Regions from separate parts of the Homo sapiens genome. Here all the other regions are linked to region 2. The links are chromatin contacts, found by Hi-C or POLR2A ChIA-PET in ENCODE. All regions are on one chromosome and are shown on one strand. Each heading gives the region's core, a stretch centred on a gene start or an enhancer-like site at or near the end of the contact. The rest is flanking DNA. Distances are from core to core; before and after follow the strand shown.

The links. Hi-C counts contacts between places; a loop is a spot of excess contacts on that map. ChIA-PET counts read pairs that join two places held with the same protein, here RNA polymerase II (POLR2A). Pooled maps may share reads with other maps.
Region 1: a loop to region 2 is called in a map of B cell, with 18 times the contacts of the local background. The contact joins the promoter of MPV17 here to the promoter of FOSL2 in region 2. A Hi-C loop is called at or near these places in 1 of 168 maps with a recorded cell type or tissue (B cell) and 6 of 50 pooled maps. POLR2A ChIA-PET finds 5 or more read pairs at or near these places in 1 of 52 experiments (HepG2).
Region 3: a map of B cell shows a loop between it and region 2 (19-fold over the local background). The contact joins the promoter of CAD here to the promoter of FOSL2 in region 2. A Hi-C loop is called at or near these places in 2 of 168 maps with a recorded cell type or tissue (B cell and CD4-positive, alpha-beta T cell) and 11 of 50 pooled maps.
Region 4: a loop to region 2 is called in a map of chondrocyte, with 4 times the contacts of the local background. The contact joins the promoter of SNX17 here to the promoter of FOSL2 in region 2. A Hi-C loop is called at or near these places in 1 of 168 maps with a recorded cell type or tissue (chondrocyte), 1 of 37 single-sample maps with no recorded cell type and 9 of 50 pooled maps.

What each region holds. Positions count from the first base shown.
Region 1 is chr2:27,321,805-27,324,504 of GRCh38, forward strand. MPV17 (mitochondrial inner membrane protein MPV17) reads right to left here and starts at 1,293. Exons shown (of 8, transcript NM_002437.5): 1 at 1,248-1,293; 2 at 644-718. The coding sequence starts at 713. RefSeq lists enhancers at 688-737, 748-837, 848-897, 948-1,007, 1,130-2,102.
Region 2 is chr2:28,391,512-28,394,211 of GRCh38, forward strand. FOSL2 (FOS like 2, AP-1 transcription factor subunit) reads left to right here and starts at 1,347. Exons shown (of 4, transcript NM_005253.4): 1 at 1,347-2,311. The coding sequence starts at 2,210. The region is part of intron 1 of FOSL2-AS1 (FOSL2 antisense RNA 1); the gene reads right to left. RefSeq lists silencers at 564-1,683, 2,170-2,346 and enhancers at 1,377-2,308, 2,464-2,700.
Region 3 is chr2:27,216,048-27,218,747 of GRCh38, forward strand. CAD (carbamoyl-phosphate synthetase 2, aspartate transcarbamylase, and dihydroorotase) reads left to right here and starts at 1,322. Exons shown (of 44, transcript NM_004341.5): 1 at 1,322-1,586; 2 at 1,830-1,969. The coding sequence starts at 1,505. ATRAID (all-trans retinoic acid induced differentiation factor) reads left to right here. Exons shown (of 7, transcript NM_001170795.4): 6 at 476-573; 7 at 797-1,110. The coding sequence ends at 901. RefSeq lists a silencer at 1,194-1,423.
Region 4 is chr2:27,369,366-27,372,065 of GRCh38, forward strand. SNX17 (sorting nexin 17) reads left to right here and starts at 1,251. Exons shown (of 15, transcript NM_014748.4): 1 at 1,251-1,441; 2 at 1,904-1,978. The coding sequence starts at 1,379. EIF2B4 (eukaryotic translation initiation factor 2B subunit delta) reads right to left here and starts at 973. Exons shown (of 13, transcript NM_001034116.2): 1 at 919-973; 2 at 511-554; 3 at 49-184. The coding sequence starts at 949. RefSeq lists enhancers at 219-1,180, 654-933, 1,154-1,243, 1,181-2,142, 1,264-1,323 and 1 more.

The sequences.
Region 1 (2,700 bases), core at 43-2,542, 1.1 Mb before region 2:
AGATACATATTTAGGCAGTAAATGATAACAAAAGCAAATGAACGATATAAACAAAACTCAGGAAATTTTGGGTGAATTACGGAGAGGCACTCAAGAGGTCTCAAAGCTGATTACTGACACAGGAGTGTTCAGTTTTAATGCCATTTAAACTGTACATACACATCTTAATCATTCTTTTGTATGTTTCACAATAAAAAATACCAAGAAAAACTGGGGTAAGAGTCTTGATTCAGCACTTATTAGGTGTGATCTAATGTGGACTCAAGTAACCCTCCTAGCTCACACACCTTTGTGGGGGCCCTATGCCATAACGTATATGAAAGTGCTTTGCATACGGTAAAATGTTTTCCAAGTTGAGGCCTCCTGGGGCAATGCCTTTATCCTTCAGGGCTGACTGTTCAGCTTTTTGAGGACTTTGAAATCCTAAAACCCTACTGCACAGCTTGGCCAACTACGCATACCCCTTAAAAACAGCCTTGGGGACCACCCTCCAAAACAGACTGGGGACAGTGTAGGATGAAAGACAGCCAACCCTTCAAGAGAGCCGAATAGAAACAGGAAGTGAGGGTGGTGCAGTGGGGCAAGCCTCTGGCTTCCAAATCAGTCTGCCCTGGTCCCACTCAAGTCCTAGAGGGACACTCACCAGCTGTCAGGACCTGTACTTTCCACGGGTGAGCGGCCAGGGCCCGCTGGTATGCCCGCCAGAGTGCCATGCTTCCTGTCAAGCCAAGAGGAGAGGGGGTCACCCCCACCGTCCCTCTCCACGACTAAGAAGCCGCCTGACATTCCCTTGTGCCCACTCCCTTCCCCTTCCCACTTCCAATGTGACTTAAAGGGGCAGAGGCCACATGAAGGATGCTTCCCAGACAGCTTCCTGTCGCAGGAGTCGCCTTAGACAATTGGGGAAGAGAGAAAGGCTGTGGGAAGCTATGGACTCCTGGTAGCAGCCACCAGCCACCCCAACCTCATTCCTGAAGCCAGACCACCTGGAAGCCTCCGTTCCCGACGGAGACACTCATGAGGACAGCTTTGCTCTGGCTTCTACCCAGAGCTTGGGTGCCTCAAAAGATAGCTTGGTCCGTCTCCAGATTCAGACTTGGTTGGAACCAGTTTGTAACCTTCCTGAGTCCAGCTCCAAACCGAAAATAGGGCCCGTCACTGCCCGGATATAGGATGACCACACACCTTGTGGGCACTCATGGCTTGCGACGCTTTAAGCCAGAGACCGCAGATCACCCGCCACTCACCTGAGCGCCGAGCCTCCCTCCCACGTGACAGGCTGGCCTAGGAACTTCCGCCACAAGTCCCGCCCCTTCCTCCCAGCGTCCTTCGGATTACGCAGCCAGGACAGGAATGGGGGTGGACCGAGCCATGAATACCCGTGGAGAGCGGCCTAACTCGGCCACCCACTCTGTGAGAGACCCCTTTTCCAGCTGGACTGTGCCGGACCCTGGTGTGGGGCCCGCCAGCCATATTTCTCACCTAAGTTCGACCCTCTGCCTCCTCCTGCCCCTTCTCTCCGCGCGAGACCCGGGCCTCTCTCAATCCGGTAGTCTCATTGTTCAGCCCACCCTCCCCGCATAACTGGCCATAACTACGATCCTTGTCTCAGCAATCGTAGTTAGGGAACTATAAGTTATAGTTAAGTGCGTGTTTTGTCTCTAGGTTCTTCACTGGCCTCAACTGTGAGCTCATGAGTGGGTAAAACTGGGGTCGTTCATATTTGTCGTCCTCATAGCAACTATTTCAGTGCTTTGCCGCAAACAGCCACTTAAGAAATACTGCGTATGTATGATTCTTCCACAGAAAGCATTGGAATTAGAACCTCAGAAGACATTAGGTATTGGCTCCCAAACTAACGGGCTGTGCAGCCTTGGTCATGACTAGACTTGATGTTAAGGCTCTGCATCTGTAAAATGAGGGAGGTTACACTATTGACTTTCCAAACTCGGCTCCTCAGTTCTAGGGATTTTTCAGATGTTTGTGTGTGGGGATGAGAGGGGCAGCATTACTACAGCTGCTTCTCCAACTTTTTTTTCCAAGTATATACTTCTCAAAAGACCCATTTTTAACGGGGCCCACAACTGCATGTTTGAAAACCAGTAAGCTAGGTGATTTCTTAATCCCCTTCCAGCTCTAACATTCTAAGAGTCTGTGAATATAGAGCAATATCCTTTCTAGAGCGTTGGAAATGTCTACAATATCCCTGGCAATGGACTTGTCAGGCTGGCAGGCTTTACTTATCTCCAGGGAGCCCACACGTCAGGAGGCACACTCTTTCAGGCTCTCCACCTGCCCAGCTCCACCCCCAATTTACTCAATTCCTTTATGATTAAGGCAGGGAGACTCCTGCCACAAATCCTGGAGAAACAGAGTAAGGAAGCAAGAGAAGTCAATGTCACAAACATTTAACTAAAATGCTATTTGCAAAACAGCATGCTAGAGGAGTGAACTGACAAAAGTAAATGTAATAGGAGACCAAATGTGGTAGGCTGTAAAGTTATATTCTGAAGTTAGACTGAGTTCAAATCCCCAGCACCACCACTTACTAGTTATATGACCTTGACCTTTTACAGACAGCTTACCCTCTCCAACTCTTTTATCATTAAGTAAAATGGCAATACCTACCTCATACAAGTGACACATGCGAAGTGCCTAAAATGGATCAAGTGCTTAATGCTTGTTTATCCTTTTTCCTCC
Region 2 (2,700 bases), core at 97-2,596:
ACCTAAGTTCCCTGACTTCCGCTACAGTACTTCTCCATTCACACACACCATCATCTCAGCGGAAGGATTGGAGCTCCAGAGCAGAGAAGGGCCTAAGGTCATGTCTCCAAACTCCTTCACTTTATAGGAGGAAACTGAGGCCCAGAGAGGTTAAGGAATTCGTCCAAGATCTCACAGCTCGTAAATAGCGTAGCCGGGCGTTCCTGCTCTAAGGTCTGTGCTCTGTACCCTGCGCCGCGCCCCTCCCAGCCCCGCCCAGCGAGGGAGGAGGACCCAAATGTCCGGCAACCCGCGCCCTGAACTTCGCTCCAAAACAGCTGAAGACGACAACGTTGGGGCACACCCTCTCGCTGGCTTTTTTTTTTTTTTTTTAATTCGTAACAGTCTGGAGTTTGCTTATAAACGCCCGATTACTCTTATTAGATGCGTCCTAATTGCCCGGCGTATAGGGCGGCCGGAATGTCTTGACTGGTTAATTTCATCTTCAAGGCTACTCCTAACGAATTAACTGTAGGACCGAAAACATGAAAAACAAAAAACAAAAAGGGAACCGGTAGGCAGACCGCCACGGAGGGAAAAATAGGCAGGCCAGCCCCGCCCGGCGCCGTGCCCCGCCAACACCCGGCCGCAGGGCGGCGCGGGCACCCTGCGCGCCCGGGGCGCCCGCTGCACTCGGCGGCGCCGCGGAGGGCGCCTACGACCGCGCGCAGCCGCGCCCTCCCTGCGAGCGGCTCTGCGCGCCCGGCTCCCGGCCTCCCGGTGGCGCCGCACCGAACCGCCCGTCTCGCCGTCAGGGCTGTGATTATTTTCTAAAATCCGGAGGCGAGACCCGCGCGGCCGCTCTCGGGGCCCCGCCCCGAGCCCCTTCCCAGGGCGGGGGAGAGGCCGCAGCGCACTCGGGAGCGGGCGAGGGAATCCCTCTCCCTCCACGTCACCCGAAAGCGAGGAAACCCGCACTCGCGTCCTCTAACGCAAATGACCATCTTTGGCAACGTGCGCCAATGGAACAGACCAAGGGCGCTGGGCCCGGGGGGTGAGCGGGGGACTGGGGAGGGCCGGGGCTGCCTCGGCGCCTCCGAACCGTGCGTGGCGCCCGCTCCCGCCCGTGCCACCGCCTGGCTTCCTCGCGCGGGGTGCGCGGTTGGCGTCAGCGCGGCCGGGAGCCGGGGCTGGGAGGGGAGAGCTGCGCCCGCCTCCTCCCCTCCCGCGCCTCTTCCTCCTCCGCGGCCTCCTCCCCCCGCCTCCTCGTGCGCTCCTCCCTGCAAGGTGGAGTCTGGGGTTGACGTGAGTGAATCCACATGGTACAGGGCTGGAGAATAAAGAGTGTGAGTTGAACTCGTGCCATTGTAGTGACTCATCTCGGGCAGAGCGCTAGGGCTCCGAGCGAACCAGCGAGCGAGCGAACGAGCGGCGCTCGGCGGGGACAGAAAGAGGGAGAGAGAGAGAGAGAGAGAGGGAGAGGCGCGGCCGGGCGAGGCGGGCCCGTCCGGGAGCGGGCTCCGGGGAAGGGGTGCGGGTCTGGGCGCCGGAGCGGGGAGCGGGGCCGCGTCCCTCTCAGCGCCAGCTCTACTTGAGCCCCACGAGCCGCTGTCCCCCTGGCGCGCTCGGGGCCGCGGGACGGGCGCACGCCGCCTTCTCCTAGTCAAGTATCCGAGCCGCCCCGAAACTCGGGCGGCGAGTCGGCCACGGGAAGTTTATTCTCCGGCTCCTTTTCTAAAAGGAAGAAACAGAAGTTTCTCCCAGCGGACAGCTTTTCTTTCCGCCTTTTTGGCCCTGTCTGAAATCGGGGGTCCCCAGGGCTGGCAGGCCAGGCTCGCTGGGCTCCTAATCTTTTTTTTAATTTCCAATTTTTGATTGGGCCGTGGGTCCCCGCTGAGCTCCGGCTGCGCGCGGGGGCGGGAGGGCGCGCGCAGGGGAGGGACCGAGAGACGCGCCGACTTTTTAGAGGGAGGGATCGGGTGGACAACTGGTCCCGCGGCGCTCGCAGAGCCGGAAAGAAGTGCTGTAAGGGACGCTCGGGGGACGCTGTTCCTGAGGTGTCGCCGCCTCCCTGTCCTCGCCCTCCGCGGTGGGGGAGAAACCCAGGAGCGAAGCCCAGAGCCCGCGGCGCGGCCGGCGGACGAACGAGCGCGCAGCAGCCGGTGCGCGGCCGCGGCGAGGGCGGGGGAAGAAAAACACCCTGTTTCCTCTCCGGCCCCCACCGCGGATCATGTACCAGGATTATCCCGGGAACTTTGACACCTCGTCCCGGGGCAGCAGCGGCTCTCCTGCGCACGCCGAGTCCTACTCCAGCGGCGGCGGCGGCCAGCAGGTAGGTGCGGGCCCCGGTGCACCTGGCGGCGCGGGCGGACCCCTGCCCTCTTCTCGCCGCCACTGCCTCTTTTGCTTTCTTTTCTTTTTCTTGGCGAGAAAATACCTACGGGCCACCGTTGTAAGTTCTGGATTTTCGTCCTCCCCTTCCCCCCCACCCCCTTTTAAACTAGGGGATTGGAGAGTGGGCTTGAAGAGACAACATGCCCTTTTCCTCTCACGTTATATTTTACCCAGATAGACTCCTGGAATTGTAGGCCCCCTACCAGGAGCCTGTTACCTCCTTCCAAGAACTACTCCCCCTCCCCAGTGTCTGCCCCCCCCCCCCCACCCCTGCCCCGCGTCTTCTCTCTGGGTGGTGGACAGACAAGAAAATCTTTGCACCCACTG
Region 3 (2,700 bases), core at 72-2,571, 1.2 Mb before region 2:
TACAGGTTTTGGGGTAGGCAGTGGAGTTAGGAGTGCTGTTTTGCGGGCAGGGGATGGATCTTACAAAGTACATTCTCAAGGGTGGGGAGAATTACAAAGAACCTTCTTAAGCGTGGGAGAGATTACAAGGAAACTTCTTAAGGGTAAGGGAGATTACAAAGTATATTGATCAGTTAGGGTGGGGCAGAAACAAATCACAATGGTGGAATGTCATCAGTTAAGGCTATTTTCATTTCTTTTGTGGATCTTCAGTTGCTTCAGACCATCTGGATGTATACGTGCAGGTCACAGGGGATATGATAGCTTAGCTTGGGCTCAGAGGCCTGACATTATTGTTACTGTTTTTATCTGTAATTTTCTTTCTTCTTCCTTTATCCTAGCAATGATTGAGAGAATCTAAGTTGAAACAGATAATTGAGAAATATGCCTAATGAAATGGATAAAGTGATGTTCTCTATTTCTCTCTGGCCTCCAGAAATGTGTCCTGAGAATGGATCTTGTGTACCTGATGGTCCAGGTCTTTTGCAGTGTGTTTGTGCTGATGGTTTCCATGGATACAAGTGTATGCGCCAGGTGAGGAATTAGGCCGTCTAACTAGGGATACAAGGAATGCATAGAGCAAGTCTTCTCAGAAAGGAGAGCCACAAGACCAGGAGCTGATACAAATTTCCTATAGGTGGAAAACTATAGAATTGCCCTAGACAAAGTGATAGGTATATTAGGAAAGAACTAGGTGTTAGGATGTGGCCCTCCGTGTAACGTTGTATGGGGGTGTTTTTTGGTCTGTTGTTCACAGGGCTCGTTCTCACTGCTTATGTTCTTCGGGATTCTGGGAGCCACCACTCTATCCGTCTCCATTCTGCTTTGGGCGACCCAGCGCCGAAAAGCCAAGACTTCATGAACTACATAGGTCTTACCATTGACCTAAGATCAATCTGAACTATCTTAGCCCAGTCAGGGAGCTCTGCTTCCTAGAAAGGCATCTTTCGCCAGTGGATTCGCCTCAAGGTTGAGGCCGCCATTGGAAGATGAAAAATTGCACTCCCTTGGTGTAGACAAATACCAGTTCCCATTGGTGTTGTTGCCTATAATAAACACTTTTTTCTTTTTTTTTCCTCTCTTTCTTTTTAAGGAAAGGCGCCCTGCCTTTACGTGTTTCTTGCTTGGGGTGGGAGGGACTGCTTTAGGGCAGCCGGTTTTTTCAGGTTTCCCCCGGTTTTGCAGTGCGGAGACCACGGGGGCCCACTCCCCGTGGCTCCGCGGACCCCGCCCCTTACGTGCCCGGCCCCGCCCCTCACGCCGCCTGTGTCCGCGCCGCCGCAGTCTCTGCTGCTGCCGCCAAGCGCGCCCGAGGCTCCTACGCTGCCGCGCCCGGCTTCTCTCCAGCGCCCCGCGCCGTTAGCCACGTGGACCGACTCCGGCGCGCCGTCCTCACGTGGTTCCAGTGGAGTTTGCAGTCCTTCCCGCTTCTCCGTACTCGCCCCCGCCTCTGAGCTCCCTTCCCATGGCGGCCCTAGTGTTGGAGGACGGGTCGGTCCTGCGGGGCCAGCCCTTTGGGGCCGCCGTGTCGACTGCCGGGGAAGTGGGTAAGCAAGCCCGGTTAGGCTGCAGACCTTATCCCACTCTGTGATGCGCCTCTCCTCCCAACCTTCCCCGTCCAGACCCCGCCATTTTCCCGCCAGCGTACCCCCTTCCCCCATTCGGTGCCCATGGGCCCCAGCGCCATAAACCCCTCGCGACCAAGGCAGCCTCCACTGGGGCGTGCTCATCGCGCGGGGAGTGTTCCGAAGGGTGCCCTACCGGAGCCCAGCCCTGCTTCTTTCTTGCAGTGTTTCAAACCGGCATGGTCGGCTACCCCGAGGCCCTCACTGATCCCTCCTACAAGGCACAGATCTTAGTGCTCACCTATCCTCTGATCGGCAACTATGGCATCCCCCCAGATGAAATGGATGAGTTCGGTCTCTGCAAGGTAGCCACACCCAGTGCTTTCTCTACATTCCTTTTCAAGTCAGTAATTGTTAACTATTAGTGAAGTAGGAGACGTTGACACCCTGCTGGGCATCCTGCAGAAAACATACCCACTGAAGTAGTAAAGTCAAGGACTAAGATCACTAGTAACTGTAGTTAGGGGTTGTTAAGTGCCTTGGGAGGCACAGAGTGTTGGAGGCCTCAGGAAAAAGCTACCGCCTTTGTTAAGGGCATCAAGGCTCCAGGTATAGCTGAAAGCATTCTGTATGTAGTGAAGGCATGGATCAAGGAAAAGTAAAAGAGGTGTAAGGGAACAGCCTTGTCCAACTTGTTAGGCATGCAGAAGTCAGGAGAAAAAAGCCTGCAGATAAGTTAAATCCGGTGGGCATGGAGGGACCTGAAGCCAAAGCAGAGTCAGCTTAGTTTGGTAAAGGATCCATTGAAGGTTTTTTTTTAGCAGCAGAGTCAGATGGGAGCAGTGCTTTTTAGGACTACATAAATTAGTGGAAAGAGACTGGAAACTAGGGTCACATACTTCTCTGTGACAGTGAGTGCCAGTTTACCTACAAAACCAGTGACATTATCTTCTAGACCTACTGACATGGCCTCGTCTGATTCTCTGCTTTTCAGTTGTGTTCTTACCTCTAGGTGAGAAAACTGAGTTTCTTCCTACAGTGAGGTTTCCCCTATTCCTTCACCTCTGAAATTTGGAAACTAAGTTGCCCTCTGACA
Region 4 (2,700 bases), core at 1-2,500, 1.0 Mb before region 2:
CTCTACCAGCTCCACACCCCAGCCCTTTAAAAGAGACCCCTCACTCACCTTGACATTGGGCTGCAGATACAGCAGAGCCAGTCTCTGGTTCTGCCCCCTTTTCTTCCTTCCGTTTCTTCTTCTGCTGTTTCTTTTCCTTCCGAAGCTGCAGCTTTTCTTCTTTGGTCATTTCCCTCCCCACTGCCTGAGACACAGACATAGGATACTGCTCTTCCCCAACAATTCCAAAGGGGAACAAATACTATTGGATGCTTACAAGATTTCCACATGGTTAAATCCCTAGTTCTTCCTAACTTCCACAAGCTACCTGTTGCAAGCTTACATCCACAGAGGCTGACGTTTCTCCTCCAGGGACAGAATCATATATCCCTAGGGTTGCAAGACCTCTGTAAAATCTCCTGGCTTTACTGAGAAATAAACCGACACGGGATGGGAGCTGGGGCGGAATAAAGCTGGCACAGCCTCCTGCGTAGCGCTTGGCAGGCGGCTTGGGAGGGAAGCCTCACTTACCCCAGGCCCAGGGGGAAGCTCCGCCTTCATCCCGGATCCCGAGTCTGCATCAGAAAACAGGGCACAAAGTGAGCCAGAGAGACTCCGGGAGGGTTTGGGGGCACGAGTACTCGGCGCAGCCGGCTGCTGGGTTGGCATGACCACGGATCCGCCGGCAGGCGCGAGGCGAGCCAGGGATCCGCGTGGGGACGCACTGCGCGGCGGATCAAAGGAATGGAGGGGTCACCGACCCTCCTCACAGCAACCAGCCGGTGCGCGGCGCGGGACTGCGCTCGAGACTGTGTAGACCGGAGCCCAGCGTGGCGCTGGAACGGAGCGGCGGGGCCCAAAGGCGCTCAAGGCCCGGCACTAGCTGTCCGGAGCTCGTCGGCTCCGCGTACCAGTAGGCAGGCCCGGCTCTTCACTCACCCTCGCGAACAGCCACGGCCACAGCAGCCATCGCCCTCAGTCCTAGGCTCCGCCCGCCGTGGTCACGGAGCCGCCCCGCTGCCTCGCTCCGCGGCTGCAGGGTCCACAGCGCCACCTGGGCTGGAGGCTGAGCCGCAGAAGCGAAGCGCGCAGCCCCAATCGGACTACAATTTCCGACGGGCCCCGAGGCCCCGCCCCGCACTACGGGTTGCAATGAGGGCCAACTCCACTTTGGGCTCCCTATCCGGACAGGTGGCTCTTGCCCTTTAGACTACAGTTCCCAGCATGCCCAGGCGATTGCGTCCCAGAACCGACGTCCCACCGCCTTCCCACATCGGATCGCAGGGCTCCCAAAATGGCGAGTGAGGCTGCGGGGACTCGCTGAGCAGCGGAGGGGGAGCGTGCAGAGCCGCTGCGGCCCTCACAGTCCGGAGCCCGGCCGTGCCGTGCCGTAGGGAACATGCACTTTTCCATTCCCGAAACCGAGTCCCGCAGCGGGGACAGCGGCGGCTCCGCCTACGTGGTGAGGAGCGGCCGGAGCCGAGCCGGGCCGGGCAGGGGCGGGGATAACGGGCCCGAGCCATCTCGGAGCGGCCTCTGAGGCCTGACCGCCACCCTTCGGGCCTGGTCCTGGGCCGCCGACTCCCGACGGCCTCTCTGGGAGCTTATCTCATGTGTGTGATTCGTGCAGTGGTCGCCCGAGCTCCTGTAGGCCCTTAGGCCGGGTCGCTTCCCCGAGCTAGGCCGCAGCTGCCCTGGTGGGCGTCACTGGCCTCTTGGGCAGTGAGACTGCAACACAAGCGTCCGAATTTCCCCCGGACTGGCTCTTCAGCTTTGGGACTTGGCCCTGGCGAAAACAAGCGAACTATCCCTCGGGAGATTAGCGCGTTACTCCGGCGAGTTGCCAGGCAACTTCCGGCCAGGGTTCTCAGGGGGGTTGCGCAGACCGCAACCCTAAAATGCTTGACTACTTTTGTGTCCTCAGGCCTATAACATTCACGTGAATGGAGTCCTGCACTGTCGGGTGCGCTACAGCCAGCTCCTGGGGCTGCACGAGCAGGTGGGACTAGCACCCCTGCCTTGAGACAGCTTCAAGCCCTTCCCTACACGTGGACATCAGTGTCTCCCTTTACCCGCTCTTCTTGTTCCCGTAGGCTGTAGTTCCCCTTTAATCACTGCCACAGGGTAGGGCCCTGGTTTATCTTGTCTGACATTTCCGGGAACTCCCTAAGAAGCTTAATGTCCGCGCAACAACTGCTCCTTCCTGTTCTTATATTCTGGTTTTCTGTCCAGTCTTACTGCTCTAGTAGCCTTTACCCCTGCATGGACAAACCAACCCCTCCCCCCACTACCTCCACCCAGGCTGTCAAAGCACATTCCTTCTGTCATCTGAGCGGCAACTTGAAATTCTTTTCCCTGCTTATACAAACGATTCACCGATTTCCTTTTGTGTTCTTCGGCTCATTTCAGTGTGTTTAGCTGTGCCAATTATCGTTATGTATCTGTGATGCAATGTTTCTCCTCCTTCCTTACCAGATCTTAAACTCTATTTAACTCAGTAGAGCTCCACTGATAATTAGTTGTGCAACCCTGAACAAGTTACCTGATATCTTTTTTTGGGACGGAGTTTCTCTCTTGTTGCCCAGGCTGGAGTGCAGTGGCACGATCTCGGCTCACTGCAACCTCTGCCTCCTGGGTTCAAGCGATTCTCCTTCCTCAGCCTCCTGAGTAGCTGGGATTACAGGCGGCTGCCTCCACACCCAGCTAATTTTTGTATTTTTA